Linked DNA regions of Homo sapiens: all the other regions are linked to region 3. A link is a loop called in an ENCODE intact Hi-C map of the cell type or tissue named here. Cell type or tissue: endothelial cell of umbilical vein. All regions are shown on one strand. Each heading gives the region's core, and the rest is flanking DNA. Links, peaks and the distances in the headings are about the cores only. Region 1 overlaps UBE2E2 (ubiquitin conjugating enzyme E2 E2). Region 2 overlaps UBE2E1 (ubiquitin conjugating enzyme E2 E1). Region 3 has its middle 65 kb from the start of UBE2E1.

Region 1 (10,262 bases), core at 1,361-9,360, 420 kb after region 3:
TGCAAACAAAAAGAACTGAAAAGTCTGGAGCATTTTAGAATCCTAAATTCATTCATCCCACATTTTTTCTAGTCCAATCTTGATGCATAAAGCTGCTGGACAATGAAGGGGTCATGTGAATTCTCTCCATACACCTCCAGGGAAAGCACTCTGCCTTATCCAAATTCAAGTGACTCAATTAGGGGACACCCAAATCATTCCTCCTTGTAATTCGTGTACTATTCAATATATAATGTGGACCACAGGATTCTAATCTTTCTTGTACTTATGTGTCAAAGTTTTAAAAACAGCTGTCACCTACCTCCTATAGAATAAATGTATTCTGCCAGCAACGTAGACTAAGTTTACTTTTGTAAGGATTCTTTATTTTTCAATGTTTACTTCCATACAATAAAATAAGAGAAGAGCTCTTTCAAAGTCTTTATTTCTAAAGCCTGGAAGTATGCTAATAGAGACTAATGAGTTCATGTAATTGAAAGTATTACATTTAGAGCTGTGAAAAGAGGGTACTAAGTTCAGCTCTGAAGTACATATTTACAGACCAACTTTATTTAAATTTGCTCATTAACACTTTAGTTTTAAAATAATTTCTGACTTCTGAATATTTTAGGAGGCAGTCTCCATTCTAGGAAAGCTGAGGAAAGGCTAGCTTCTCGAGTGTTTCTTTTATCCCATGCCTACTGTACTAAAATGTATGGGGTAGCATCACAGAAATAAAAATTTTTAACAAGATTCCTGTTTTTTTAAATGCACAATTAAGATCAGCAGCTTTGTTGTAAACTACCACTTAATGCAGAAGCAGGATGCTTTGTAATACTTTTTATTCTTGCCAAATACAGAACTTCTCCATTCTTCCAGAGTGGTCAAGTTTTAAGATCACTAAAATATTTTAAAAGGGAAGAGTACAAATTGTATTAATATCACAGACAGTAAAGATGGTGGGGATTTCCTGGGAAATTCCTTGTTTCCAAAGACCCATGTACGGCAACGTTCTCCAGAGAAGACCAGGAGGAATTTGCAGATAAGACTACAGCTAAGCCTTGATGGAAGACTTCCTAGCCAACAATCAGAACAACTGTGCCGCCATCCAGTGTGTGTGCCAATGGTGGCAAGCCAGTCTGAGCCACCGGCTCCAATTAGTTGTTGTATCTAATTAGCTTGCATACCAATGGAAACAATAATATTGAGAAAATTTAACAATCTCTCATCAAAGCTTAATATTTAAATTCCTTGCGTCAATTCATTTACAACCATTTGGCAGAGAATCTGCCCTTTTGCCTGCCTAAATACCAACTGTCTGCCTACTATTCTGTCTTGATACTTCGGCAAAATATAAACACTCATTTACTTTTAACTGTTTCCAGAACATTCAAAACAAACTATAAAGCGAAAATTATATATAATTTTATCCCCCACAGCAACTGATAAAATTTATTGAATGTTCACTCAGTGGACATTTCCTGATGTCCATTCTGACAGAGGGAGCCTTGCTTGTGTTAGAAACTCCATAAATATTTGCCTATTTGGTTTGCCTTTTCAAAATACTGACTTTCCCCTATAACTACAGTTTCCTATTATCAAATAAAAAATTCATGTCTGAGAATTCTCATCTTTTCACTAAACACTAAAATGTTCAACAAAAATTTTGTTACATTTTCAAGAGAAATCAATGTCTACTTTAGCAAATAAGATCCAGGGAGAAGGGGGCAAGGGCGTAAGTATTGAGTATTGTACTCAATTTAAATAGTGCATGTGCAAAAAGCCTATCGAGATTAAGGCATTTTAGGCCGGGCACGATGGCTCATGCCTGTAATCCCAGCAATTTGGGAGACCGAGGTGGGCGGATCATTTGAGGTCAGGCGTTCGAGACCAGCTTGGCCAACATGGTGAAACCCCGTCTCTACAAAAAATATAAAAATCAGCCGGGCATGGTGGCGGGCACCTGTAATCCCAGCTACTCAGGAGGCTGAGGCAGGAGAATCGCTTGAATCTAGGAGGCAGAGGTTGCAATGAGTCAAGATCGCGCCACTGCACTTAGCGTGGGCGACAGAGCGAGACTCCGTCTCAAAACAAAAAAAAAAAAAGAGAGAGAGAGATTACGGCATTTTAGCTAAATGAATCTACAGATGTGACTAAACTTACAATGGTGTTACATCCCAATAAAGCCATCATAAACTGAAAATATCCAAAGTCAAAAATGCATTTATATACCTAACCTACTAAAACATCATAGCTTTACCCTAGCCTATCTTAAACATGCTTGAATACTTACATTAGCCTACAGTTGGGCAAAATATGGCACAATCTAACACAAAGCTTATTTTAAATAAAATGTTGAACATTTCCTGTAACTCACTGAATACCACACTGAAGTACATTTTCTACTGAATGTTTATCACTTTTGCACCATCATAAAGTCAAAAAAATTTAAATCTAACCATTGTAAGTCAGGGACCAACTGTATTTTATAGATTCAAAGATGACACAGAGATAGAAGGTTCTTTTTAGAGATTATCTAATGTAATTTTTTATTTTGCAAATTAGGAAATTTGCTTGTCAAGATTACTGCATGCCTCATATTTCTTTTCTTTTTTATTGTCGCAAATTATCCAGAAATGTTGCATTGATTTTCATATTAGATCACAAAAAAAGAAAACATTTGATTTCCTCAGTATTTATATATCATGACCACTGCTCTGTTTATGGTAATAAGACAACATAAGTATACTTATTGTATACTGCATATAATATGTACAATAAGTACATAAGTTCTTATTGTATACTTATTGCAAATACTACATAATTATTAAGCGAGAAATCAGCATACTTCTATCATCCTATAATTGAGATTGACAGAAATCTAGAATGACATTTCATGAAATCAGAACCCTGAAAAACTTAATCTTCACAAACTCCTAGACAACACCAACTCCTAATTTATGCACAGAAGTTTTGTCTGAACCTCATGAGCAGGTTTACAACACTTTTTTCAGACCTGCAAAATGTTTCACCAGTCTATAAAATTTTGTCGAGCCTTTGCTTTGCAAAAGGAAAAAAGAGAACGAGTCACATACCTTCACTGAAAGAATTAGAAAAAGCAATTCCAGAATAACATCCCAAGTGACAGTCTAATACTAACTGCAGCCACAAACAAACCTGCCTATAAGAACAATAAATAATCTTTCTGTATTGGTTGATACAAGTATTTGTCCTAGTTAAAAGGCTGCTTAAGGAGTTTCATGTTAGTAAAATAGAGTAGATGATGGTGAGAGGAAAGGGGTGGTATATCAGATTCCGTATTGCAGATTAAACTTTATGTGCCATTACCATCAGAGAAATGCAAATCAAAACCACAATGAGATATCATCTCACACCAGTTAGAATGGCGATCATTAAAAAGTCAGGAAACAACAGGTGCTGGAGAGGATGTGGAGAAATAGGAACACTTTTACACTGTTGGTGGGACTGTAAACTAGTTCAACCATTGTGGAAGACAGTGTGGTGATTCCTCAAGGACCTAGAACTAGAAGTACTATTTGACCCAGCCATTCCATTACTGGGTATATATCCAAAGGATTATAAATCATGCTGCTATAAAGACATATGCACATGTATGTTTATTGCAGCACTATTCACAATAGCAAAGACTTGGAACCAACCCAAATGTCCAACAATGACAGACTGGATTAAGAAAATGTGGCACATAAACACCACGGAATACCATGCAGCCATAAAAAAGGATGAGTTCATGTCCTTTGCAGGGACATGGATGAAGCTGGAAACCATCATTCTCAGCAAACTATCGCAAGGACAGAAAACCAAACATCGCATGTTCTCACTCATAGGTAGGAATTGAACAATAAGAACACTTGGACACAGGGTGGGGAACATCCCACACCAGGGCCTGTGGTGGGGTGGGGGGAGTGGGGAGGGACAGCATTAGGAGATATACCTAATGTAAATGACGAGTTAATGGGTGCAGCGCACCAACATGGGACATGTACACATATATAACAAACCTGCACGTTGTGCACATGTACCCAAGAACTTAAAGTATAAAACAAAAACAAACAAACAAAAAACCTTTATGTGCCATTAAAAGACTTCTGGAAAATCTCAAGTCAAAACTACATACAACCTCATACTTTTTTTTGTATAGGATATGTGACATTAATCATAAATTATTTAGAAAAAGGCAAGGGACAGACACATCTTAAATGTTTCTTTTAATCTAACCAATTTAAGAACATAAAAATCTCAGCAGCTGCTCAAAGGGTTAATTCCAAAAACTCAGAAATTTTTCAAAAAATGTTTTGAAAAATCTTGAAAAGCCAGATAATTGGTACCCTTCTCTTCCTTTTTAAAAGATTACAGATGGCCAGGCACGGTGGCTCAAGCCTATAATCCCAGCACTTTGGGAGGCCAAGGCAGGCAGATCACCTGAAGTCAGTAGCTCGAGAACAGCCTGGCCAAAATGGTGAAACACCGTTTCCACTAAAAATACAAAATTAGCCAGGCTTGGTGGCAGGCGCCTGTAATCCCAGCTACTCGGGAGGCTGAGGCAAGAGAATCACTTGAACCCCAGGGGTGGAGGTTGCAGTGAGCCAAGATCGCGCCACTGCACTCCAGCCTGGGCGAGAAAGCAAGACTCCACCTCAAAAATAAATAAATAAAAATAAAAGATTACAAAGCATGTATCTACAAGAAGTCAAAATGAGACAGAAAATTATATTTGGGAGTCTCCAAGAATCAAATGGTATCCTCTACCACCTAAACATGAATTCAGAAAAAGTATCAGGTTAAAAATATTTGTTCTTTCCCCTCATTACTCACAGTGTGACTATATCACTCATCACCCAAACCACAACACTGGAAAGTGAAAAAGGGTGATATTGATAATTTTGCCAGGATAAGAGAAGTTAGGATATAAGGGCTCCCTAGTTATTTTTATAATGGTCTCTCCTCTACTAGACCGAAGGTCAGTGATACGGAGGGGTTAGATATTCACTATTATATTTCTCACAGTAGCACATTCTCTCACACAAACTAAGCAGTCAAGCCTCACATGGTGAAAAATGAAACAAATACACCGGAGAGGACGTTCATAACTACTTAGCAAAGTGTAAACATTCTGACTAGTGGACAAAGACTAAGTGTGTAAGTCTATGGGTTTAGACTTTAAAACTCAAGAAAAGAATGAGAATGGAAATTACTTATGCTATCCCATTAAATATATCTAATGTTTTCTGTATACTAAAGGACCTACAAGTGTTCAAATCCTAACAGTAAAATCTTAAGAGTCATCACTAGTCAAGAAAAAGCTTCTGAAAGTATGGTATACTCCTGGTAAGTGAATAATGTGGGAATATATTTCTCCTCCAGCCCAGCCTCAGATTAGTATGTAAATTGTGAAAAGAGTACACAAATTGAATGTTTTTATTTGCTTTTCAATTGTTTCATGAATATTTACTATACAAAACACATTTTATTATTAAATCTAAATCCTTGTCCCAAAGGAAAAAAAAACACACAATAGCTTTATTGTGGCTACTTCAATTCTTAAAAGAGTAAAATAACCTAATAATTGTTTCTTACTGATCAAAAGTAATGTGTGCCTAGAAGATTCAAAACTGCTAAAGTTTCCTGATGGTACATAAGGACCTATATTCTGTACTGCTTCTCAACAACTTTGTATCAGCTTATCTAGTTTTCATTAGGACTAGTCCTGCTTGGCGGCAGAAAGCAATTGGTGTAGTTAAAATATTTATAGTTTCATTTCAGTTCCACTGTGGTTTGTTGAACAGACATAAAACCACAATCTTTATCATATGTGTCACTTCCTGTAATTCACAACTGAACCCAATTCCACTATTCATTATATAACACACTATTTAACAAAACAAAATACCACAGATAAAGAAAATAATTAGAATCCATTTAGGTTTTTTTTTTTTAAATTCTTTTCTCCAAGAGAGGTGTGAAAAGATCTTGAAAATCTGAAGAGGCATTTCCTAAGTGCTTTTCTTTCCTGCAGCTTTACTCAATTATACATAAGTCATCAATGCCTGTGATAACAGGATACAAAAAATAATAAGGATGCAGCACAAACAACCTAACTTTTTTATAGTTCTTCACACCTAAAATTTAAGAAATCAGCTAACAAATAACAAAACTGAAGGATGTAAACTTCATTTCCTATTCCACCTTCTGGTACTGCAGCTAATAAACAGGGAAATGGTCTACAGGTAGCTGGTAAAAGAAAGAGAGGAAAGGCAGAGAAAACACAAGAGCCAGTTTACCAGACACTAATTACACCTTCCTGGATGCTTCCCTTTTAAATTCCCTTCATAATTCATAAGGAATACGGTCCTTAAATTCATTTCTGGGATAGGCAAGAGTTTAGCTAGGATTTTTATTTTTAAACAAATTTAGACAAATATGAGTGACAAACTTCATTTTATAAGAAATTTAATTCGTATTTTATAAAATCACAGATTCAACTAATACAACATTACAATGAAACTGCTTCATCCAGGTCCCAAATAATCATAAGTGATGCAGTGGAACAGGAATAAACTGGCTAAGCACCAACTGAAGATATCAGAATATTTATGCAGCAAAAACCAGCAGACATCATATAGTAAGTAGTCAAAGAAATGTTTAGCATTGCACAGTTATTCCAGAAACAGGGAGTACACAATGTTTGGCTTATACAGTTTACAGACACACATCAAGCATGTACCATTTGTTCATTCATTTACTTTAAAAACATTTACTGAGCTCCATTATGGTTAATTCAAGGCCATGGAGAAGTGAAGAGGTATATCACAACTTTTGTCTTCAAGGAGCTCAATAATCAATCATGGCATGAACAAATAATACTTGTACCAAGTGAGGCAAGTACAAAAGTGCTATGAGAAAGCACAGGGGAATAAGAGATTTCTGCATCCTGTGAAAAACGGCAGCCTTCACAGAGAAGGTGACATTGAACTAAAACTAAAATAAGGACAGGAGTTTGCTAAAAGGGAAAAAAAGGAATCCTGGCATTCAGAGAAGTTTAACTTACACAAGTTGAATAGCCCTTATCTGAAATGCTTAACCCCAGAAGTGTTTTGGATATTTTATTTTTTCAGATTTTGAAATATGTGCATTATACCTACCTAGTGGGCATCCAAAATCCAAAAATCCAATTGAGAATTGAATGAGCATTTCCTTTCAGTGTTATGTTGGTGCTGAAAAAGTTGTGAATTACAAAGTGTTTTGAATTTTCGAATTTGGGATGCTCACCCCGTATTACTTACACCTGAGCTAGCCCTGGGGTCATGCCAAATGACCCAAATTGGTCTTCTTAAATCGTCTAGAATAAAAATCAAGACTTTTGTATTCCCTAGAAGAAACAAGACAGTAAGTACTACCATGACTAACCAGTAACATAAAAATAAATGGGTAACTATAGGAGCAAATTATTAAAGTTATAAAATGTAGGCAATTTACTTAAACACCAAACCTGATTCTTCATCAATAAAACAGAAATAATAAAAGCTGTCCAACCTACCTTCATAAGGTGGTTGTGAGGATCAAATATAATAACATATAGACAGCTTCTTTATCAACAGTACAGCACAAAACAAAGCAAATAATTATTTGTTTAAGCCTAATAAATCTAGATAATTCCTAATTCATGGATTCAAAAATTAAGTGAAATGTATAGACACGATATTATATATTTATATTAATACTAACTATTGACAAGTGATTTTATGTTTTACTGAACCACGTATGTTGTGAAAGGAGACAAGAAAATGCCTGTCTAATAGAAAAAATATATAAATATATAATCCTTAGGACTCTACAGCTAAGTTAAGGCTAAAATCAATTATTTATTATAGATACCAAATTAATGCTAGACAAAATAATGATAATATTAAATTATAGAGAAAATACACTGTATTTATGAAAGCTTTCTGAAAAAATACTACGCACTGCTTCAGGGATTTTTGGAAGTATTATGGTTTTTGTTCTTTCCTTTAGAGTTATATATGTAACCTTAGACTGTAAAGCTTACGAAGTTACATGCTCTCTGGACTTAATTACTTCATCAAAATGATGAGGGTGGACTAAACAAAATATAAGGTTCAAACCATCTCTAAAATAATAAAAGCATTATTAAAATAAATGAACATATACACAGAGATAGTTACCATCTTAAGATATAGACTATGAAGCTTTACAGAAAATAATTTTTAAAATACTTTGTGATTATTCCTTATCATTAATCAAGTCACATGGGGATTCTGTCCAAAAAACAGTATGTTAGACTGGGAGGAAAAACAGAAATTTCTCATAGCTTCCAGTTTTAGACATCTTGAACTCAGCTTAGATACAAATTATTAAGTGCAGGCACTAAATGTATTTAAAGTTTTTTAAAGTTTTAAAGGTATCCTACCGACCCTTTCAACTAACTGAATAAGAGAAAATTTGCAGCCCAGATGGTGACATTTACATCAAATAAATACTCATGAAAGAGATGCACTATTAAGTTCACTATGAAAAATTCCAGCTTCCAGCTAAAGGAAGACTTTGGTTATATAACTTACTAAATATTTCAAGAATAATTTCACTCATTGAATGAAAGGTTATTAGCATTCTTCTCTAACCACTTAAGTTTTTCTTCTATGTTTTGTTTATGGTACAAAAAGCAGGCTATTAAACTTTAAAATAATTTCTATTTTTATGACAAAGGATTATAAAACTTTACAGCAGTTGAGTATGTTGAAAAATAACATTGACACTAATGTGAATCATTCTCTTACGGCATAAATTACCTGATGAATTATATGTCATCCCAATCTCTACACTGGAAGGTGGTGCTTTTAAAAACGGTTCAAGGGGCTAGACTTCTAGAATGGGAGTATAAAGAGCTTGGATAAATCTCTTCTCTCCAACACTTATTAAACCAGCAAAAATTAGCAAAGACAATGATTCAGTCTCTGGAGATTGATCAGAGGGCTTACAACAAATTGTAAAACATTCATTCAACAAAATCTATCGAAATTCAGTCATAATAGTGGGAAGCCATGGCATTCGAGATAAGAGACTACCCCCATTCCCCCACAACTCTGTGTTATGGAAGAGCTATTCTAGTGGGGTCAGTTGAGTAGCAGCTCTCATCTCCTGTAGGTCCCAGGAGTAGAAGAGCTATTCCTAGGAGATTTAGCAGCTGGTGAACATCAGCAGATACTGCTTCCCAAAGCTCCATGCTACAGAAGACCTGTACCAAGTAGGTAGTAGCGGCAGCCAGGCAATGCCTGTTTTGCCACTCTGACTCTCCCTACTAGATGCCGGGAGTTGGATGGCAACATCAGTTTCTATCGTCTTCACAAACAAGTATACACACAGGTCCTGCTCTGCAGGGTAGATCCAAGTGGCACAGCTGGTAAAGAACAAGCTCTTTATGGACTGAATTGTGCCAGCCCCTCCCAAAAAAGTTGAAGTCCTAATCCCCTTCCCAAATCTGTAAGTTAATCAGAGTCGACCCTAAACCAGTATGACTGATATCCTTGTAAGAGGAGGAAAATTTGGGCATACACATATAGGGGCGAACACCATGTAAAGACACAGACACATGAGAAAAAATGCTGTGTAAATACAAAGGCAGAGATTGCAGTGATGCAGATACAAGCCAAGGAATGGCCAACGGCTGCTGGCAAACACCAGACCAGTTAGGTAAGATTCTTCCCTAAAGGTTTCTGAAGGAGAATGGCCCTGCAGACACTTGATTTTAGACTTCCAGTTCTCAGAACTGTGAGGCACTAACTTCTGTTGTTTTAAGCCACCCAGATTATGGTAATTTGTTACAGCAGCCCTAGGAAACTAATACTGTTAGGAATTAGTGGAGACAAACAGCTGAGTATGATACCAATAGACACAGACTAGTCAAAAGCTTAACAGGAGATGGGGGATGCCGGGGTGGATTAATCAAAGAGTCCAGCTAAAGCCACAATAATCCCTAGTAGTCCAGACTATACACAAATCCAAGGTCGCAGCTTCCGAGGAACAATCAGAGGGATGTTCTGTGCTACAAGCCCTTGGCTGAACCCAGGCCAAATACGTAACCTTTCTGTACAGTGAACCTTTAAAACATTATGTTAACTAAAAGACGATTCTATTTTTATATGAAATGCCCAGAACAGACAAATCTATAGAGGCAAAGTAGATTAGCAGATGCCTAGGGCTGGGGTGACTGCTATTAAAAAATACAG
Region 2 (10,262 bases), core at 977-8,976, 130 kb before region 3:
ATCTTATGCCTCAATATTATATTGATAAGTATACAAAGTAAAAAACTATCAACTGGTAGTAACTTTTGCTTTACACATATACAGTCTTAAACAGCATCTGCACAGTATAAACTGTACTACAAATCATTTGAGGTATTAACAAACCAACTGTCAAAGACTGTCATTAGCACAGTCTTACTAGAATCTGTTGTGTTCCCTGGACTGACTTAAAATCTTCCAGGGTAACTCCACAAAGTAACATTCATGTTTTCTTTTTGTTTTAAAATCATGTTTTTGTGAGTCTTTCCCCATTCCCATTCTCAGTACAGACTTATTACAGACTACTCTGCTGCTCTTCCATTTCAATGGTCAGAAACCAAATCTGCATTTCAATTTTCAAATGACATTATTGATTTCTTTTAAAGAACATCCTGAAGCAAAGTGAAATTTAGGATATTTTTCGAGTCACAGTCTTGCTGTGTCACCCAGGCTGGAGCACAATGTGATCTCAGCTCACAGTAGCCTTGACTTCCTGGGCTCAAGTGATTCTCCCACCTCAGCCTCCCTAGTAGCTGGGACTAAAGGCACATGCCACCATGCCCAGCTAATTTTTAAAAAATTTTATCCATTATTATTATTTTTAAGACAGAGCTTCGCTTGTGTCATCCAGGCTAGAGTGCAGTGGTGCCATCTTGGCTCACTGCAACCTCTGCCTCCCAGGTTCAAGCAATTCTCCTGCCTCAGCCTCCTGAGTAGCTGGGATTACAGGCATCCGCCACCACACCCAGCTAATTTTTGTATTTTTAGTAGAGATGGGGTTTCACCATGTTGGCCAGGCTGGTCTCGAAATCCTGACCTCAGGTGATCCGCCCGCCTCAGCCTCCCAAAGTGCTGGGATTACAGGCGTGAGCCACTGCGCCCAGCCTAATTTTTACATTTTTCATAGAGACAGGCTCTCACCAGGTTGCATAGGCTGGTCTCAAATTCTTGGGCTCAAGTGATCCTCCCACCTGGGCCTCCCAAAGTGCTGAGATTCACAGGCGTGAGCCACTGTGCCTGGCCAGAATCAATTTTTTAAAAGTATCTTTCTATCAAATGAATTTTTACATTTTTTATTGGGAGACAGGACCCTTGCCTACAAACACATAAACCATAGTTCAGATATTATTCTAGGCATAATTTTAGAAGGCTTAGTTATCTGCTGTCATACCCTAGAAAAAAAGTGAAAGGATGAGAGGCTGGGAAGATAGGAAGATAAGCATGCTAGAAACAGACTTGCGGACTGCTGGGCGAGCACTGTTAGAGCAGCCAGGCACACAGCACCCACCTGGTGCCCTGTCCTCCGCCGCGGCCCAGGCCTCCCTGGTGCCCACGGACAGGTATCAGAGCACCTCCCCAGATGTTAGGACAGACGCTGAGTGAAGAGAAGGGAAGGATGGTTAGTCTTATAGCTGGATCACCTACGAAGAGAAGTTCTAAAGCAAGAAGAAAGCATTTCAATTTGGGACATTTATTTGCAGTGGGAAATTGGGAAATGGACTATCAGACCACACTTCTATCCTGTCCAGTCGGCCTTCATTTCAGTCTTTCCACACTGTTTTCCTGGGTTTGTACTGTGCTAGCAAGACAACTGTCTTATACAGGCTGCAGCTCATGAATTTGTAAATACTGTACCTACCAAAAGATTTAACACGGAGAAAATTAAGGTAATCTTGGCAAATTCTAAAACAGTCCCTTTTCACTTCTGGGATGTAGGTGTTTAGGACAAAGTAAGGCCACTGTGGAAGTCATATGCCAGATGCACAGATGGCATTGTATTTGTTGTGGACTCTAGATGTGGAAGGATGGAAGAAACTAAAACTTAACTTCATAAAATAACTAGGATATAGAAAACCAAGCAGTCCCTCTACTTATAGTTGCTAACAGCAAGACTTCAGGAACTCATTCTCTCAGGAACTGATACATTGTTGGCAAGGGGTGAACTGAGCTCATCAAGTCCTTGGCATTTGCAGCTTACCTGTGCAATCATAGGAGATGGACTAAAGCAGCAGTCCACAACCTTTTCTGCACCAGGGGCTGCTTTTGTGGAAGACAATTTTTCCACAGATGGGGGGTGGGATGGTTTGGGATGATTCAAGTGCATTGTATTTATTGTGCACTCTATTTCTATTAGTATTACATTGTGATATAGAATGAAATAATTATACAACTCACCATAATGTAGAATCAGTGGGGAGCCCCCGAGCTTGTTTTCCTGCAACTAGACAGTCCCATGTGGGGGTGATGGGTGACAGTAGCAGATCATCAGGCATTAGATTCTCATAAGGAGCACGCAACCTAGATCCCTCACATGAGCAGTTCACAATAGGGTTTGCGTGTGCCTATGAGAACCTAATGCCATTGCTGATCTGAGCTGACAGGAGGCGGAGCTCAGGCAGTAATGCAAGCCATGGGCAGTGGCTGTAAATACAGATGGAGCTTCACTCAGCTGGCCGGCCTGCCCACCCACTGCTCATCTGTTATGTGCGTGGTTCCTAATGGGCCAGGGACCAGTACGGGGTCTGTGGCCCAGGCTTTGGGGAACCCTGGACTAAAGGAAGGACTTGAGACAACTACATGATAATAATTAAAAGAAGAAAAACGTTGTGGCAACAGAAAAAGAAATGATGACTATCGCTACCTTTTAATCTGTGGGGAGTAGGTTTTCTCTGGTCTGATTTTGACAAATGCAGTGTGTCTACAGCCTGGTTTGCCTGTCTGCCCTCCTGGGTGCTACTGAAGCTTTGTTTTGTTGAATAATCAGATGCCCAACTCTGTTGCCTTGTGGAAGATGAGTAAATGTAGTGCGTCTTAAAGTGGTCTCTTCTCCCTACCCCACAAATCTTCTGGTACTACCATTTGGGGAAGCCAAGCAAGGATAGTAAATTGACCAGAACACAGTTGTGACATTTGACCTCAAGTTAGTGAAATAAAACTTTAAAGAGTAGGGGGGAAAAAGAGACATGCGGACAGCAGCAGAAGTAAGAATGAAGGAAGGGGCAGAGGCAGGGGCAGGGTAGCAACAGTGCCAGCGTATTTCAAAAAAGGGCAGAGGCTTGGGATCAACTGAATTAGAAACTCAGTTCTACCTATTTAAAAATCTCAAGTAATTCCTGATATTATCTCATAGTACAATGACTAATGTTTCGTAAAAATAAAGAACTGGCACTTGGAATAAGCTTTATCATCATCCTCAGAAAGCCAGATGTGGCACGGACTGCTTATTAGCTACTGCATGCCTATTCTCCTTTTGTCTGTGGAAGCTTCATGATAAGCTTCTATGTCACTTACATAAAGTACATCATTCATATCACAAACCCCCCCAAACACCCATATTTCAACAGTAGTCTTAGAGCAGTGGTTCTCAACTGGAAGTAATTTTGCCTCCTACCCCACCCCCTGACGTTTGGCAATGCTTGCAGTCATTCTGAATGCCACAAACGGGAGGGAGGTGCTAATGGCATCTGGTGGATAGAGGCCAGGGATGTTGCTAAACATCCTACAATGCACCAGACAGCCCCCACAAAGAATGATCTCAGCCTACAATGTCAACAGTGCCAAGGCTGAGAAACCCTGCCTTAGAGAAAATTTGCTCAGGGTTAAGCTAGTAAAGGGAAGAGCTTCAATCTGAATCCCAGCTGTTAGACTCCAGTGCCCAGTCTTATTTTATTTTTCTGTGCCTGGTACACCAAAAAAGGATCAATATATATGGTTGCTGTTGTTATTATTAAAAGTTAATTTGCATATACCCTGAATGTTCTGTAGACTGATATTCAAAGTGCCGCCTCTGGACAAGCAACATCGGCATCCATCCCCTGGGAGTTTGTTAGAAATGCAGACATCAGACTCCACCTCAGACCCTATCAATGTGCATGTTAACAAATGATTCTTATGCACATTAAAGTTTGAGAAGCCAGCTACAGAGGATTATTAAGAGCAATGAATACCAACTGTTTCTTTCTTTGAGACAGTGTCTCACTCTGTTGCTCAAGCTGGAGTGCAGTGGCTCAATCACAGCTGGCTCAAGTGATCCTTCCATCTCAGCCTCCTGAGTTGCTAGGATTACAGGCGTGCATCACCACACCTGGCTAATTTTTAAATTTTTTTTAGAGACAGGGTCTTGCTAGGTTACCCAGACTGGTCTTGAACTCCTGGGCTCAAGCGATACTTCTGCTTGGCCTCTGAAAGCACTGACATTACAGTAGTGAGCCACAGTTCTGATTTTCTAGATTTAAATTACCATTAATATTATTTAGCTCCCTCCTCCCTTGTCTACAACTCTTTGCAGTAATAAATATGCATCAACCCTGGTAATGCCTAGCTCTATTAAGACAAAAAACAAAAACAAGAAACAAAAAACAAAAAACCCAAAACTGAATTTACAAAATGCTTATATGAAAAAAAAATCCAATTACATCTACATTCCCTATGACAAACACACTACTAAAAATCCACTCCTGATTTACTCTTCTATTGCTAAGAAATTCATAGAGAAGATAAGCTATGAAGGTAGCAATCTACCAGAGATACTGGGTGAAAGCTGCCTTCTCCATGAGATCTACTTGGTACATTCTTACCCTCAGCACCCCTTCATAAAACAGTAACCTTTTGTAACCTAGAAGCGAGTGGCAGAAGGAACTTGAAAAATGAGAAAACTTTACTAAAGAAACTAACAGGGTAGTGACACGATTTTGTAAGTGCTATTAAAAAGCAGGGCGACCACTGCCATAGTCCTAATAACTAAGTTAGAAGGCTTCCTCACCTAAGGTGAGGGGAAGAGGAAAGGAAGAGGCTCTGGTACTGTGAGGAATGTACCATTCAGGTTAACTATCCCTTGGAAAGAACTTGCAGACCTAGAGCCAACCTAAAGGGCTCCCCAGAAAAACTAGTACCCACACACAAGAATTCACATATTTGGCTGGGCACAGTGGCTCACGCCTGTAATCCCAGCACTTTGTGAGGCCAAAGCGGGCAGATCACGAGGTCTAGAGATAGAGACCATCCTGGCCAACACAGTGAAACCCCGTCTCTACTAAAAACACAAAAATTAGCTGGGCGTGGTGGCGAGCGCCTGTAATCCCAGCTACTCAGAAGGGTGAGGCAGGAGAATCGCTTGAACCTGGGAGGCGGAGGCTGCAGTGAGATGAGATCACGCCACTGCACTCCAGCCTGGGCGACAGAGCGAGACTCCGTCTCAAAAAAAATTCACATTAGTGGTATCCACTGTATCAAGGAAGTTATACTGGAACACGGTGGGGCTAAATAGGGGATATATCTTCCTAACTATGGGAAGGAGACTATCCCAGGCACTTAAGATCTCCAACAGTGTGGCCATTTAATGGCCTTCTAACAAAGCCCTCCAAAAGTCTTGTAACAACAACACTGAGGAAATGGTGCCTACTGTCTTCCTCTAGCATAAAGTAGATAAACTTCCGAAGGAATTTTTGACATAACTTTTTGTGACGCACAAGGATGATTTGTGGCCTATGGAAGCTATAGAGTTCATTTTTAAAATTTGTTCCAAACCAGGAAGAGAATAGATTTGTCTGGGTATTTACACAGACTGCTATAGTCATTTGGATACAATCTTTTGTACATCCGAATTTAAGTCTCTAGGGGGTAGTAATTTCCCACACATACTACAGGACTTGGCACACTAACAGTTACCAATATTTAATTAGATGATCAAATATGTACTACTGTTTGGGATTATACAACAGTGTTTCCATATTAGGTAAAATAATTAAAACATCACAAAAGCTCAATCTTGCCCAGTTAGTCATTCAATCGTAGGTCTTACTGTATATGCTGCTGCTCTAGGGACAGTCCAGCACATCTGGAAATTTACATTCCAATATTGAAAAAAATTAGATGACACTGTTTTTAAAAGAAAACTACTTCCAAGTAACTTGTAAGTAAAGGGTTAAGTTACTCTGGTAGGGATGACAAAAGAAGAGCAGACCTAAAAAATGTGGACATTAGGGGGTCACTCTTAACTAGGGATGGCTGAATGAGGAGTTATTAGTACAGTGAGCTAAGGAACCGCACTTTCCCTTCTGGCCTGTCAGGGTAGTCGTGGGGGTAGGTGGCAAGCAAGTAAAATGACAAAACTAGTTCAATGCCAAGTGCCTGAAAGAAGCAGGGGTTGGGGGTACGGCAGTGATTAGAATTAAAGTAAGATCAGTATCCCTTGTGTCTTGAAAGCCATTTTCCTCTATAAGATTAAACATGTAGGTAAGTCAGGATAAAGGTGGATCCAACAATAGGTCTTTTCTGCAGGAATTATACAAGCCTGAGTTGGAACAATTCTAATCTGCCCTTTCGCCCAAGAAGTTAGAAAAAACGAGTCAGGACAGAATCCAATGCTGTGTGTGTGTGGTGATGACTCCTCTATTCCCACTAAAGAATCCAGAGCTTGGGTGTCTGGAATCTGCCTTATGGTGGAGTCCAGATTCTTCAGTTGCAATGCTTATGCTACCATACACAAAACTGCTATTTGAATGAGTAAATACCAACGGGTTATTAGTCCTGGTTCTTCAGTTCACAGGGCACAACTGACTCTTCTATTGGGATGATTAACTATATTGTGCATAAGTGAGAGTCAGCTGGGGGAAAAGCAGAGCATCTTGTTCAGACTTTTTGAGGGGAGAACGTATTGTTAACACCTCTACCCTCCACACATTTAGTGCTGATCCCCAAAAGCAAGAGTGTCACAAAGAAAGTTTTAAAAGGATACCAAGATTCTCTTAAAGGAGCTTATCAGGTTTTACTCAATTCTAAGAAAAGATTCTGGCACACATCTTTGATTACGAAATTAATTTTAGCTAAAGGTCTCCCATTACACTCAGCTCCTTATGCAGCTTCCACACTGCAACTGCTGCCAATCTCAAACTCCAGGTGGGGCAGTCAGGGGGCTGCTAGGTCAGTGGGAAGCATGGGAAGTGACACAAGTACAGAGTTCAAGAAACAGACTTCAATAACTTGCTACAAAGCAGAGTTGTGTGAACAGTCTTGCACAGTGATTTTTTGCTCACTGTGTGATATGAATCTATTATTTTATTGTTTGGCAAAACCTTTATCTGGTAATAATAATTTTCAGTTTTTTGTTGCCCACTTTTGCTTTCAAAAGTGTTCCAACTTGCATGTTATATGGTTACCCTATTTATGAAGGAATCAGAACACCTCCCTGCACTGGTCAATCAGCCTGAAACTCTCCTGCCGGTCTCTTATTTTTTTTTCTTGAGACGGAGTCTCGCTCTGTCGCCCAGGCTGGAGTGCAGTGGTGCCATCTTGGCTCACTGCAACCTCCGCCTCCCGGGTTCAAGTGATTCTCCTGCCTCAGCCTCCCGAGTAGCTGGGATTACAGGCACACGCCACCATGCCTGCCTAATTTTTGTATTTTTAGTAGAGACGGGGTGTCACCATGTTGGTCAGGCTGGTCTCGAACTCCTGATCTCATGATCTGCCTGCCTCAGCCTCCCCAAAGTGCTGGGATTACAGGCGTGAGCCACCGCGCCCGACTGCCTAATTCTGACATTTTGCTGCTGCTTCAACCTCAACCTCCACCTGCACCCTCCCAGGGCCATGGGGTCTCTCATCCTAGGTCCGGCTCCCTGTACCTTCCCTCAGTACAGAGCTCATGTGAATTTGAAGGATAAAGATGCCTTCAGCTGAAGGTAGCATTTACATCATCAGGGAAAAACTAGGCAGTTCTCCCAAGACCCTTTCAAGGGAGCCCCATAAAGTCAAAACTATTTTCATAAATCTAAAACATGACTTACCATTTTTACTCCCATTTTCTCACATTTGTACTGTGAGATTTTCCTGAATCTACACCAGGTGTGAGAGGGCCACAGCCTGAATGCAGAAGCAGGTATGAAAATCTACCTGTCTGCTAAGAAGTCAGACATTAAAGTCATCTGCAAATATGTGAAATAGTACCAGTCTTCTAGGTTAATTTTTTTTTTTTTGAGATGGAGTCTCGCTCTGTTGCCCAGGCTGGAGTGCAGTGGCGTGATCTAGGCTCACTGCAACCTCTGCCTCCCAGGTTCAAGCAATTCTCCTGCCTCAGCCTCCTGAGTAGCTGGGACTACAGGCATGCGCCACCACGCCCGACTAATTTTTGTATTTTTAGTAGAGACGGGGTGTCACCATGTTAGCCAGGATGGTCTCGATCTCCTGACCTCATGATCCACCTGCCTTGGCCTCCCAAAGTGCTGGAATTACAGGCACGAGCCACTGCGCCCAGCCTAGGCTGTTTAATTTTGAAAAACAGTTTTCATTTAAAATGTTATTTATATTAATATGTTTTTTGTTATTTTAAAATCAATCATAGATGTTTTAAATAATTGTTTTAATTGTGAATATGGTAAAAATCCATAACTGTTAACCATATAATCAAAAGCTGCTGGGGCCTGAAATAAATTTTAAGAGTGTAATGGGGTCCTGAAACCAAAGAGTTTGAGAACCACTGGGCAGATTATTTTTAAAGTATTTTGGTGTAATTGGTTAACCATTAAAATAAGTGCTTGATTCTTACTCCCAGACATTAAAAAACAAAAGTTAAACTAAGAATTTTAAATAGGCCTCTCCCTCTCCCTCTCCCCCTCCCCCTCCCCTCTTTCCACGGTCTCCCTCTGATGCCGAGCCGAAGCTGGACTGTACTGCTGCCATCTCGGCTCACTGCAACCTCCCTGCCTGATTCTCCTGCCTCAGCCTGCCGAGTGCCTGTGATTGCAGGCGCGCGCCGCCACGCCTGACTGGTTTTCGTATTTTTTTGGTGGAGACGGGGTTTCGCTGTGTTGGCCGGGCTGGTCTCCAGCTCCTAACAGCGAGTGATTTGTCAGCCTCGGCCTCCCGAGGTGCCGGGATTGCAGACGGAGTCTGGTTCACTCAGTGCTCAATGGTGCCCAGGCTGGAGCGCAGTGGCGTGATCTCGGCCGGCTACAACCTCCACCTCCCACCCGCCTGCCTTGGCCTCCCAAAGTGCCGAGATTGCAGCCTCTGCCCAGCCGCCACCCTGTCTGGGAAGTGAGGAGCGTCTCTGCCTGGCCGCCCATCGTCTGGGACGTGAGGAGCCCCTCTGCCTGGCTGCCCAGTCTGGAAAGTGAGGAGCGTCTCTGCCCCGCCGCCATCCCATCTAGGAAGTGAGGAGCGCCTCTTCCCGGCCGCCATCCCATCTAGGAAGTGAGGAGTGTCTCTGCCCGGCCGCCCATCATCTGAGATGTGGGGAGCGCCTTTGCCCCGCCGCCCCGTCTGGGATGTGAGGAGCACCTCTACCCGGCCGCGACCCCGTCTGGGAGGTGAGGAGTGTCTCTGCCCGGCCGCCCCATCTGAGAAGCGAGGAGACCCTCCGCCTGGCAACCGCCCCGTCTGAGAAGTGAGGAGCCTCTCTGCCCGGCAGCCACCCCGTCTGGGAAGTGAGGAGCGTCTCCGCCCGGCAGCCACCCCGTCCGAGAGGGAGGTGGGGGTCAGCCCCCGCCAGGCCAGCCGCCCCGTCCGGGAGGTGAGGGGCGCCTCTGCCCTGCCGCCCCTACTGAGAAGTGAGGAGCTCCTCTGCCCGGCCAGCCGCCCTGTCCGGGAGGGAGGTGTGGGGGGGTCAGCCCCCCGCCCGGCCAGCCGCCCCGTCCGGGAGGTGAGGGGCGCCTCTGCCCTGCCGCCCCTACTGAGAAGTGAGGAGCTCCTCTGCCCGGCCAGCCGCCCAGTCCGGGAGGTGAGGGGCGCCTCTGCCCGGCCGCCCCTACTGGGAAGTGAGGAGCCCCTCTGCCCGGCCACCACCCCGTCTGGGAGGTGTACCCAACAGCTCATTGAGAACGGGCCATGATGACAATGGCGGTTTTGTGGAATAGAAAGAGGGGAAAGGCGGGGAAAAGATTGAGAAATCGGATGGTTGCCGTGTCTGTGTAGAAAGAGGTAGACATGGGACACTTTTCATTTTGTTCTGTACTAAGAAAAATTCTTCTGCCTTGGGATCCTGTTGATCTGTGACCTTACCCCCAACCCTGTGCCCTCTGAAACATGTGCTGTGTCCACTCAGGGTTAAATGGATTAAGGGCGGTGCAAGATGTGCTTTGTTAAACAGATGCTTGAAGGCAGCATGCTCGTTAAGAATCATCACCACTCCCTAATCTCAAGTACCCAGGGACACAAACACTGCGGAAGGCCGCAGGGTCCTCTGCCTAGGAAAACCAGAGACCTTTGTTCACTTGTTTATCTGCTGACCTTCCCTCCACTATTGTCCTATG
Region 3 (10,262 bases), core at 1,421-9,420:
TTCCCTAATTTCTTCCTTCCTGTGGGGCACATCATTGCTCATTAGCACCTTCACCAGACGGTAGACTGTGAGAAGCGAAGCTCAGTGATTTATTTCTTGGTGTTTCGCAGCTCTCGAATCTCCCAGTGAGGGAGAAGGCTGAAATTAATGGCTAGAATTAGTTATTTGGATTATCACAGGTTTCCACATAGACTTTTTATTATCATTATTATTATTATTAGCTGGGTGGGCTATTGAGCGTTGGAGTCTTATGAATAAAGTTCCCCTATTTTAAATGACTTGAGGGAAGCGAGGCTTGGTTAAGATAAGAAAAGGCTGGTGCTGGGCAGGTGGCTCACGCCTGTAATGCCAACACTTTGGGAGCCCGAGGCAGGAGGAGGATCTTTTGAGTTCAGGAATTTGAGACCAGCCTGGGCAACAAGGTGGGACTCTGTCTGTCCAAAAAAAATTTTTTTTTAAATAGCCGGCATGGTGGCGCGCACCTGTGATCCCAGCTACTCAGGAAGCTGGGGTGGGAGGATCACGTGAGCCCTGGTCGAGGCTGCAGTGAGCTGTGATCATGCCACTGCACTCCAGTTTGGGGGACAGAGTAAGATCCTGTCTCAAAAAAAAAAAAAAAAAAAAAGAAAATGGGAAAAGGCTAGTGTCAGAGTGGAAATGAACAAGAATCAATGCTGGGAACTTCCAATTTCCAATCACCTCCACTACCGGAAGATGGGTCAATTTGACAACAATTTATGTCAGAGTTGCACCAGATCCATACCACATTTTTTTTCATGTCTTGACCTGAGTCTTTGAACAACCGAGGGGTATCATGGACAGAGGTGGGAGGCTAGCAGCTGTATAGCCAATGGAGAATGACCTAGGCAAAATCTGAAAGTTAAGACCTTTGGGTTTTAAAGCATTCTTTCCTCTTCAAAGAAAAGCAGTCTACCCAAACATATCAGTTGAGTACTGGATTTTAGTTAAACTATATTATTAACTGTGGGATTCAGTTTCCTCTTTTTTTTTTTTTTTTTGGAGATGGAGTCTCATTCTGCTGCCCAGGCTGGAGTGCAGTGGTGCGATCTCAGCTCACTGTAACCTCTGCCTCCCGGGTTCAATCAATTCTCCTGCCTCAGCCTCTCCAGTAGCTGGGACTACAGGCACACGCCGCCATGTCCAGCTAATTATTTTTTTTTTAAATTTTAGTAGAGATGGGGTTTCACCCTGTTGCCCAGGCTGGTCTCGAACTCCTGAGCTCAGGCAATCCACCTGCCTCGGCCTCCCAAAGTGCTAGGATTACAGGCGTGAGCCACCGGGCCCCGCTCAGTTTCCCATTCTTGTAAAAAGATAAGCTTACTCTGTGTAACTCTGATACTTTGTTAAGGTATGGGTGTGGGTGCATGATTTTTATTACTTTTGTAGAATAAAGAGGAATAATGTGGTTAAAGATGGGGCAAACTAAACCTTTCTTCTCTCATCCCCCCAATTTGTTGCCACTAGAAACTTGAAGAAAATAAAGGATTAGGAACCTGAGTTAAAGGGGAAGAGGCAGAAGATTTTCCCATTCATTTTCTCTCGGCTTCCTGTATACACTTGCATCCAAACACTGGTCCAAGCTGGAGAGTTAGTCATCCTTTTCTGGTCTTTCTCAAGGTCATGTATGGTTGGTCTTTGGGATTAAGTCCTTGGCATCGGACCACCCTGCCTTTACCCTAAGCCCCAGGTTTAGATTGACAGTGACTGCTGAGAGGTGACCTCTCGGCATTTAGGGACGGATGCACTTGACTTCTAAGAGGGCAAGGGTTTCATCTATTTGGGATGATGGGGGAAGGGAACTCTGGAAGTTCCAGCCTGTGCTCTAAGGCAAGGTCACCTTGGGTTCCCCTTATCCGCAGGTGGTGGATAGAAATCTCATACCATAACTTTGATGGAAAATAAACACAACTTAATTTTCAAAACAAAAATTTTAAAACAACTCACCAATTTCTGTTTTAGATTTCCAGTCTTCCTAGAGTGGTGGAATCTCAATCTAAGTCATTTCTCCTTTTCCTCAGGGGGCTTATGTATTTGTCAAGGTATGGGGGGGGCTCAGGGAGTCCTTGGTCATAACTCTACTGAGGTCATCAGAGACACCAAATTGCGCACTGGGTCCTGTGTTGGAGTGGAGGCCCCATTCTGCTGTTTCTGTGCCTTCCCATGGGGTGGAAATCTTGGAGAAACTAAGACTGTTCTGCCTGGATGCACCATAGATCTGTTTCCTCTGTGGGGTTTCCCTGCCTATGTGGGGCTCCAGGGGAAGCAGGACAACAGTGCCCTCAGCCCCTAAATTTCACCAACCTGTTCAGGGCTTTGTGCCTACCCGGGTTTCTGCTAGGAAGCAAAGCCCATGGCTTCTTTCCTCCCATCCCCTTCCTCCCCTCTCTCTGGCCCTAGAGAAACTCGCCCCCAAACGTCAATCCCTCTAACATCTTGCTTCTGCAAACATTTTGTCAGCTCCAGAGGTTTCAGCTTCGAAGATGCCTTAGTTTCTGCTCTGCCCAGGCACCATCCTTCCCCTGGGGCAATGAGCTGCTGCCAAGCAGCCTAACAAGCCTGCATTGGAGGTGAGGAGTGGGATGAGGGGAAAAGTGAAAAGCCAGGGTGGCAGCAGGATGCTGCTAACTCAGAAATAGTAGCAACCCACTCCAATAGTGGTGAAATTGGCCTGTTTGATTCCGCCACGTGTCTGTCTTTGCATCTATCCTTAGTATCTCCCTGACACTTGGATATTGACTCATCTACCCCCCAAAATAACCGATTTGGGGGGACAGATGAGTCAATAAATCCCTGGACACAAAATAAGCCTAAATCCCAGAGGGCTCATAACTGTACCCTACTGTCTTAGGGAACGGGAGGGGAGGTCTCTTAGCTCTGGGGAACTGCCAGCCCAACCGCCACTCTTCAAAGGCAGGTGGAAAGGTATTTCCACCGGAGCCTGCAGGGTGCCCGGGGCAGACAGCGACATGTGGAGGCGGCGGGGGGTGGGGCCGTGGATGGCGGCGCACCACCGGCCTGCATTTAATAAGCGCTCCCTACCAATTTTTTAGGATCTTGGTGACAGGTTTATTACACCGAGGATAGGAAATTTCAGTGGACACGAGCTCTCCCGAGGAAAGGTCTCACAGTTGTCCACTGAAAACCAAGTGAGTGAATGAATTAAAATGTGCCTGAATTCCATTCTTTAAGCCTCTGTCAGCAGAAGCCGGAGCAGCGCAGCGCAAGCGTCCAGTGGTATTCATCAGGTATTTTATGAAACGGAATCTTCAAAGTTCTGTACATTTACTTAAATATAAGCTACAGCAAGACAAAATAAATAAAAATTTAAAAAACGGAATGAATAAATATAACTCAAATAACAAGCGTCTGCTTTTGCCCGGGAAGACAGCCAAGTGGTATGCATTTTGGATTAATTTTTTACAAGGAAAACAAATTAATTGCTTAGTAAATATAGTTTGCTAGACAAAAATCTCTCAAAACGTGGGACAAAAATGATTAAAAATGGTAATTAGTGATTCACTCAGTCTGTTTATTGTTTAAAAGTTGGCTACTTTAGCACAAGAGGCAAATATTTGTCTTTATGTTGGCCTTCAAAGTATTGATATATTTGAATAAAGATTAGGCTGACAATCAGGGTTAACATCCAAGATTTGCTTGAAGCTGGAATTAACTGAAGTCACTAAACTCTGGTGCAGAATCCAAAGCCTAATTCTTGGCAAAATTACTGAAAGATTTAGGGTGTTACAGTATTGGTGGGTGTTACAATATTGGTAGGTGTTTCTGATATTGGATTTCTATGCCGGGGGCCCCTGAGAAACTTCTCAGCCTCTGGGTTAGCAGAGGGGGTGGCACTCAGTTACTCCGCTGTTTGATTTTACCTAAATGTGTTTTTGAAATATTTAAGGAGAGCAAATTTCCAGATTGAAACTGCTTTCCTGGATTCTCTCGAAATGCCACTTGAAAGTTTGTTCTTGATCTGCAGCCAAATACAAGAGAACCAAGTTGGGCTGGCATATTTGTATACAAAGGTTGTTGTTGTTTTTCTTTTCCTCCTATGACCCAGCAGGGAAGGATGGTCACCAGTGAAAGAAAAACAGAGGTGAGTTACAGAGCACTCGCATCTGACACCTGGAAGGGTCCTTAGCCTGATCCAAATCCTTCTATGTATAGATCTGGTAACAGAGTGAATAAGAGTGCTGAGTCCTATTATTCCTGAACAGGCTTAGAATCCAAGTCTCCCATCCTAAATCCAATGCTCAGTCTACTCCATGCTTTCCCTAACGCAGTTTCTCAGAATACCACTTCTGTATGGCATTAACAGATGTCCCCCACCTCAAGGGGTTCTGTGTTCAAATGCTGGTTACAACAAATTTAAACAAACTGCTTTTTCCTCTTCCAGGAATTCTCAGAATCTTCTGTTTTTGTTTTTGAGACAGCATCACGCTCTGTGGCCCAGGCAGGAGTGCAGGGACATGATCATAGCTCACCGCAGCCTTGAACTCCCAGGCTCAAGCAGTCCTCCCACCTCAGCCTCCTGAGTAGCTGGCACTACAGGTGCCCACCACCATGCTCAACTAATTTTTAAATTTTTTGTAGAGACAAGGTCTCTTTATATAGCCTAGGCTAGTCTCGAACTCCTGGGCTCAAGGATCCTCCCGTCTTGGTCTCCCAAGGTGTTAGGATTACAGGCGTGAGCCACTGCACCCAGCCTTGGAATTTTACTATAATGAATATACATTAAAACTCTCTAAATGGAAAAACAGGGAACCCTAAAAATGTTAGATGATTTCATGATTTTACACACACCTAGCATGCGATTTCCCTCCAAATAGTTTACAGAAATGCTGCCAAGAAACAGTTCATATGCTAAAAATGAATTCATTTCCAATGCTGAGGAGTCCATTCTGTCAGTTCCAAGGATACTATTTTCAGGAAATAGAAGAAGAGCTCCTTGCAAAGTATGGTGGGAAAGAGGGCCCTTGTACCCACTTTTAAGTAATTGTTCACTTTAACTCCTCTCTCTACCTGTTGCTTGATATTTTCAGTAAAACAAGTTGAGGGCTGGAAAAGCTGGACTGTGAATAAGTTAGGGCTCAGGTAAGAAGGGCACCATATTTAAGGAAGCACTCGCTTTCTGAATTATGCAACTGCTAACCCTAAACTTACATGAATCCAAGAGCGAGTGCCTCCTTAAATGACGCACCCAAGGCTCCTGGCATAAGTGGTGTGTACACAGGGGCATTGGGTGTGGTCCCCAGGGAAATGAGTTCATTTGGGACTAAGTAATCCAGGACGTGCTGAATCAATCACATTCTGGTGAATAAAGAAAAATCTGGCATTAGGTCAATTCTGTGGGACACACAGGACTGGAAACATCACGACAGTAGGAGGTTGCCGAGAAAACAGGCTGGTCTGGGGCAGAATACCATCTATAAGAAGGTGATGGCCGGGCACAGTGGCTCATGCCTGTAATACCAGCACTGTGGAAGGCTGAGGTGAGAGAATTGCTTGAGTCCAGGAGTTTGAGACCAGCCTGGACAACATGGTGAAACCCCACCTCTACCAAAATAATACAAAATATTAGTCAGGTATGGTCCCAGCAATTAGGGAGGCTGAGGTAGGAGAATCACTCCCGGGAGGTGGAGGCTGCAGTGAGCCATGATTGTGCCACTGTACTACTACAGCCTGGGTGACAGAGTGAGACCCTGTCTGAAACAAACCAAAACAAAACAAAACAAACTAAACTGAAAAAAAAAGTGACAATGTTTTGAAAGATGCTGGTTTTACTTTGTGGCTTAGAGGACTCATTATCAGAAAGGGGGATGTGAATAAATACCTGAGTCATCAAGGAAGGGGAGGGGTGAACGGAAAGAATGACTGCCAGGTGGGGAGAGAGGGTGGACAATACCAGGCTTCCTGAGGCAGAAAAATCCACTCACAGAAGGGACACAGTGTCTCTTTTTTTATGAAGCAATATGAGGAGTCTCCTCTACTCCTTAGATGATTCAGAAGCAGGCACTGTGTGTAGATTTTATTAGATATCCTCAAAGGTTTATTTTTATGAGCTGGAATTTAGCACTTTGCATTTGTAAAGCAATTAATAGTGTATATGTTAGTTAATATCCCATTTTTGGTTCAAGAGCAATATTTTGTTACTTAAAAATTAATAGCAATATCACAAAGGGCTTATAAAAAGAGATATATTACTCCGATAGGCAATTCCATATAATGCTAAGTTTTTATTTGCCATTACTTTAATTACTTAGATATTATTTTATATGTTTTCATTATTTTAAAGTGCCTTGGGAGTATGAAAGATGTCTTACAGATAATGTATTCCATTTTAGCCAGAACAGCCTAATCATAAGTAGCTGTAGATTAATGCATTTATCACATAAAATTTCTTTTTTATGTTCTGTAAGCAAGTAAAATTGATGTCTTGGAGAAGACTGATACCTCCCAGGCCATAGAGCTCTTCCTCAATGAATATTTCTTCATTAGATTGTGAATATTTCTGAAAAAGGAAAAGAATAAACCTAACAATAAGTAAAATGAGCCATACAGCAGCATGACAAACATTAGTAAGAGCTCGTGCTTAGAAAACAGTTCACAGCCTCTGGACATGAAATATCTATTTTAAACTAAATTGGGTCCTCAAATTCCACAGGCACAAATTCTTCTCCATTTCCTCATGGATGGGTAGATGGGACTGTTTGTTCTGTAGAGGTGGCAGTGTTTCAGGGAGGGTTTAAATGTCCACAGAACCATGTGGTTTTCCTTCAGCAGGCAAACTCTGGAGATAAATGTGACTCATGGTCATGATCCCTCAATGAGGGTTTTTAAAAATAACCTAAATCCTCTATTTTTAGAGAACCTGCCAAGCTGCAGTGCTGCGGGTTCCCTTTTTTTTTTTTTTAAACAGAAAGTAATTAACAATCTCTAATCCCTGAGGAGAATGGATATCACTGAAATTCCTGATATGGAAGCAAAAATGCACTGTCTTAACCAGAGGACACGGCTCCTGAACAAAGAGGGTTACCCTCCACGCATTGCCTGCCGTGGAAGAAGACAGCTAAATCCAAGGATCAAATCAATCAGAGAAAAGCAAATAGTTTTAAACTTCTAAGAGGTGTGATAAATAAGTGGGGGCTGAAGCAAAACTGTTTAAAAGCAGCTGAGTCCTTTATTTTTAAACAAGAGTTTCCCTGATGACTTGAGTTCATTTGTTATTCAATCACTTCCCAGTCAATGCTAAAGGTCTGAAAGCTTTTGGTATGTTTCAGTGGAATAATTTAAGTGCTCTAATAGAAAGACCAGAAGGGCGAATTATACAAATTTATTCTGAGTCAACCAAAAATTTCACAAAATAAGAGAACCTGTGGTTTGAGAAGAAAGAATGTACATCAATGGGCGTGTATGCCATTCCATACACGGGATGCCATTCCAATGGACAAAGACCTTTAGTCCAGATGACAAATAACTCAGGTGTGTGGCTCCACCCAGACCCTAATTTCACAGTTTCATACTAATTGAGTCACATATCATGACTGTGGTGGACCTGTCTCTGGGCATTTTCCAATTTTCAGTGAAGTTCATTAAAAAATTACAGAGGTTATCCATTTGAAAATGTTGCTTGGTTGACACTTTCTTTGAAGATCATCATAAACGAAGTTACTATTTGTCACACACACACATTATAAGTGTTCATACAGTGGTTTTTTTTTGTTTGTTTGTTTGTTTGTTTTGTTTTTTGAGACAAAGTTTTGCTCTATCGCCTAGGCTGGAGTGCTCGGCTCACTGCAACCTCTGCCTCCCAGGTTCAAGAGATTCTCCTGCCTCAGCCTCCTGAGTAGCTGGGACTACAGGCGCACACCACCACGCCTGGCTAATTATTGTAATTTTAGTAGAGATGGGGGTTTCACCACTTTGGCCAGGATGGTCTTGATCTCCTGACCTTGTGATCCACCTGCCTCCGCCTCCCAAAGTGCTGGGATTACAGGCGTGAGTCACCATGCCCGGCCCACACAGTGTTTAATAAATGGGAATCCCGGTTAATATTTGTTTTCCCCCTTTTTTTTTTTTTGAGATGGAGTCTTGCTCTGTCGCCCAGGCTGGAATGCAATGGTGCCATCTCGGCTCCCTGTAACCTCTGCCTCCCAGGTTCAAGTGATTCTCCTGCCTCAGCCTCCCGAGTAGCTGGGATTTGTATTTTTAGTAGCGACCGGGTTTCACCATGTTGGCCAGGCTGGTCTCAAACTCCTGACCTCAGGTGATCCACCCACCTCGGCCTCCCAAAGTGCTGGGATTACAGGCGTGAGCCACAGCGCCTGGCCTTGTTTTCCTTTTTTAGAGATAGGGTCTTGCTCTGATATTTAGGCTGGAGTGCAGTGGCATGATCATATCTCTCTGCAGCCTCGAGCTCCTGGGCTCAAATGATCCTCCCACCTCAGCCTCCTGAGTAGCTGGGACTATAGGCATACACCACTATGTCCAGTTTTATTTATTTATGTATTTTTAATTATACAGACAGGGGTATTGCTATGTTACCCAGGCTGGTCTCAAACTGCTGACCCCAAGCAATCCTCCTGCCTTGGCCTCCCAAAGTGCTGGGATCACAGGCATGAGCCACCACACCTGGCCTGCTTTTCTTAACATTACAGTCTACCAATTTATTTCCTCTTACCATTTTCTATTGCTTCTCCATGCTGTTGCTCTTCTTAAATTTTGTCATGTTGTTAGAATACATTCTTTCAAAATCCTTTCAAACAAGGTTTGTGAATGGTATATTTTCTGAACTCTTGCTTTTCTGAAATGCTTGTATTCGTTCCCAGGCGACTAATATTTGCATTTGATGTTTATGTTGACAACCTTTTCCCATCAGAATGTTAAAGATCTAGCTTCACTATCTTCCATCAACTATTGATGAGAAGTGTGAGGTCAGTGTGCCATTCTCCCTCTCTGTTTCTCTTTGCCTGTGCATGATCTGCTTTTCTCACAGAAATATTTAGGACTTTGTCTTTGGTGTTCTGAAATTTTACTACAATGTTACCACTATTTATGCAGCATTTTTCATCTGTCCTGCTTGGTCTTGTTGGAGACTTTAATTGGCTCATATATTTCACTAACTTGGGACATTTTTCTTCTGTTATCTTTTAAAGTACTTTCTCTCTTCCCGGCGTGGTGGCTCACGCTTGTAATTCCAGCACTTTGGGAGGCTGAAGCGGGCAGACCACCTGAGGTCAGGAATTCGAGACCAACGTGGCCAACATGGTGAAATCCCATCTCTATTTAAAACACAAAAAATTAGCTGGGAGTGGTTGTATGCACCTGTAATCCCAGCTACTCGGGGGGCTGAGGCAGGAGGATCGCTTGAACCTGGGAGGTAGATGTTGCAGTGAGCCGAGATCGTGCCACTGCATTGCAGCCTGGGGGACAAGAGCGAGACTTCATCTCAAAATAAATAAATAAATAAAGTACTTTCTCTCTCTCTCTCTCTCTTTTTTTTTTTTTTCTTTTTGAGATAGGGTCTGGCTCTGTCACCCAGGCTGGAGTGCAGTGGTGCAATCTCGGTTCACTGCAACTTCCGCCTCCTGGGTTCAAGCGATTCTCATGCCTCAGCCTCCGAGTAGCTGGAATTACACATCTGTGCCACCATGCCTGTCTAATTTTTGTATTTTTAGTAGAGACAGGATTTCACCCTGTTGGCCAGGCGGGTCTTGAACTCTTGATATCAGGTGATCCACCCGCCTTGGCCTCCCAAAGTGCTGGGATTACAGGCGTGAGCCACTGCGCCCGGCCCAAAGTATTTTATCTTATCTATCCTCTTTGTTCTCTCATTCTGGAAATCTTAGCCGGATATGGGAATTTATGAAATTATTTTCCATGTTCCTAACTTTTCTTTCATACTTTTTATCTCTTTCCAGGGAGTTCTTTAGTTCAATCTTCTAGCTCACTAATTTGTTCTCTTATTCTATTTAGTCCATCTACTTTTTAAAAAAATGTCTATGATCAAAGACTTAATTTTCAAAAAAAAAAATGTCTATGATCGAAGACTTAATTTTCAAGATCTCTGATTCAGCAGATGTAATATCTGCTTCTCTGTCCATGAAGATACAGGTTAAACTTATTCTAGAGTCATTTTCTATATTTTTCAATTAACTCTTTTCTCAGAGCTTGTTCTTTCATTTGTAAAATTTGATGTCTCCTTTCATGGGGTTAGTTTTCACGGTGGTTCCTGTTGT

Evidence for each region. A loop is a pair of places that touch in the nucleus more often than their neighbours do. Peaks named below come from ENCODE experiments on the same cell type or tissue, not always from the same donor. Only the 100,000 strongest peaks of a DNase experiment are listed, where the experiment ranks them.
Region 1: it touches region 3 in a loop (1.8-fold over the local background); 2 of 110 quality-filtered maps call a loop at or near these places.
Region 2: a loop joins it to region 3, with 2.1 times the contacts of the local background. A loop is called at or near these places in 2 of 110 quality-filtered maps.

The regions. Positions count from the first base shown.
Region 1 is chr3:23,320,485-23,330,746 of GRCh38, reverse strand. The region is part of intron 3 of UBE2E2 (ubiquitin conjugating enzyme E2 E2); the gene reads right to left. Among named protein-coding and RNA genes, the nearest start is that of UBE2E2, 120 kb to the right of the region's middle. In endothelial cell of umbilical vein, for the core only: no CTCF peak of the experiment used is centred there; a DNase peak (open chromatin) is centred at 5,796; H3K27ac peaks cover 1,361 bases.
Region 2 is chr3:23,870,743-23,881,004 of GRCh38, reverse strand. The region is part of intron 3 of UBE2E1 (ubiquitin conjugating enzyme E2 E1); the gene reads right to left. It also overlaps the pseudogene ARL4AP4. Among named protein-coding and RNA genes, the nearest start is that of NKIRAS1, 41 kb to the left of the region's middle. In endothelial cell of umbilical vein, for the core only: no CTCF peak of the experiment used is centred there; DNase peaks (open chromatin) are centred at 5,624 and 6,914; H3K27ac peaks cover 436 bases.
Region 3 is chr3:23,736,296-23,746,557 of GRCh38, reverse strand. No RefSeq gene overlaps it. Among named protein-coding and RNA genes, the nearest start is that of UBE2E1, 65 kb to the left of the region's middle. In endothelial cell of umbilical vein, for the core only: no CTCF peak of the experiment used is centred there; DNase peaks (open chromatin) are centred at 5,277 and 5,887; H3K27ac peaks cover 1,712 bases.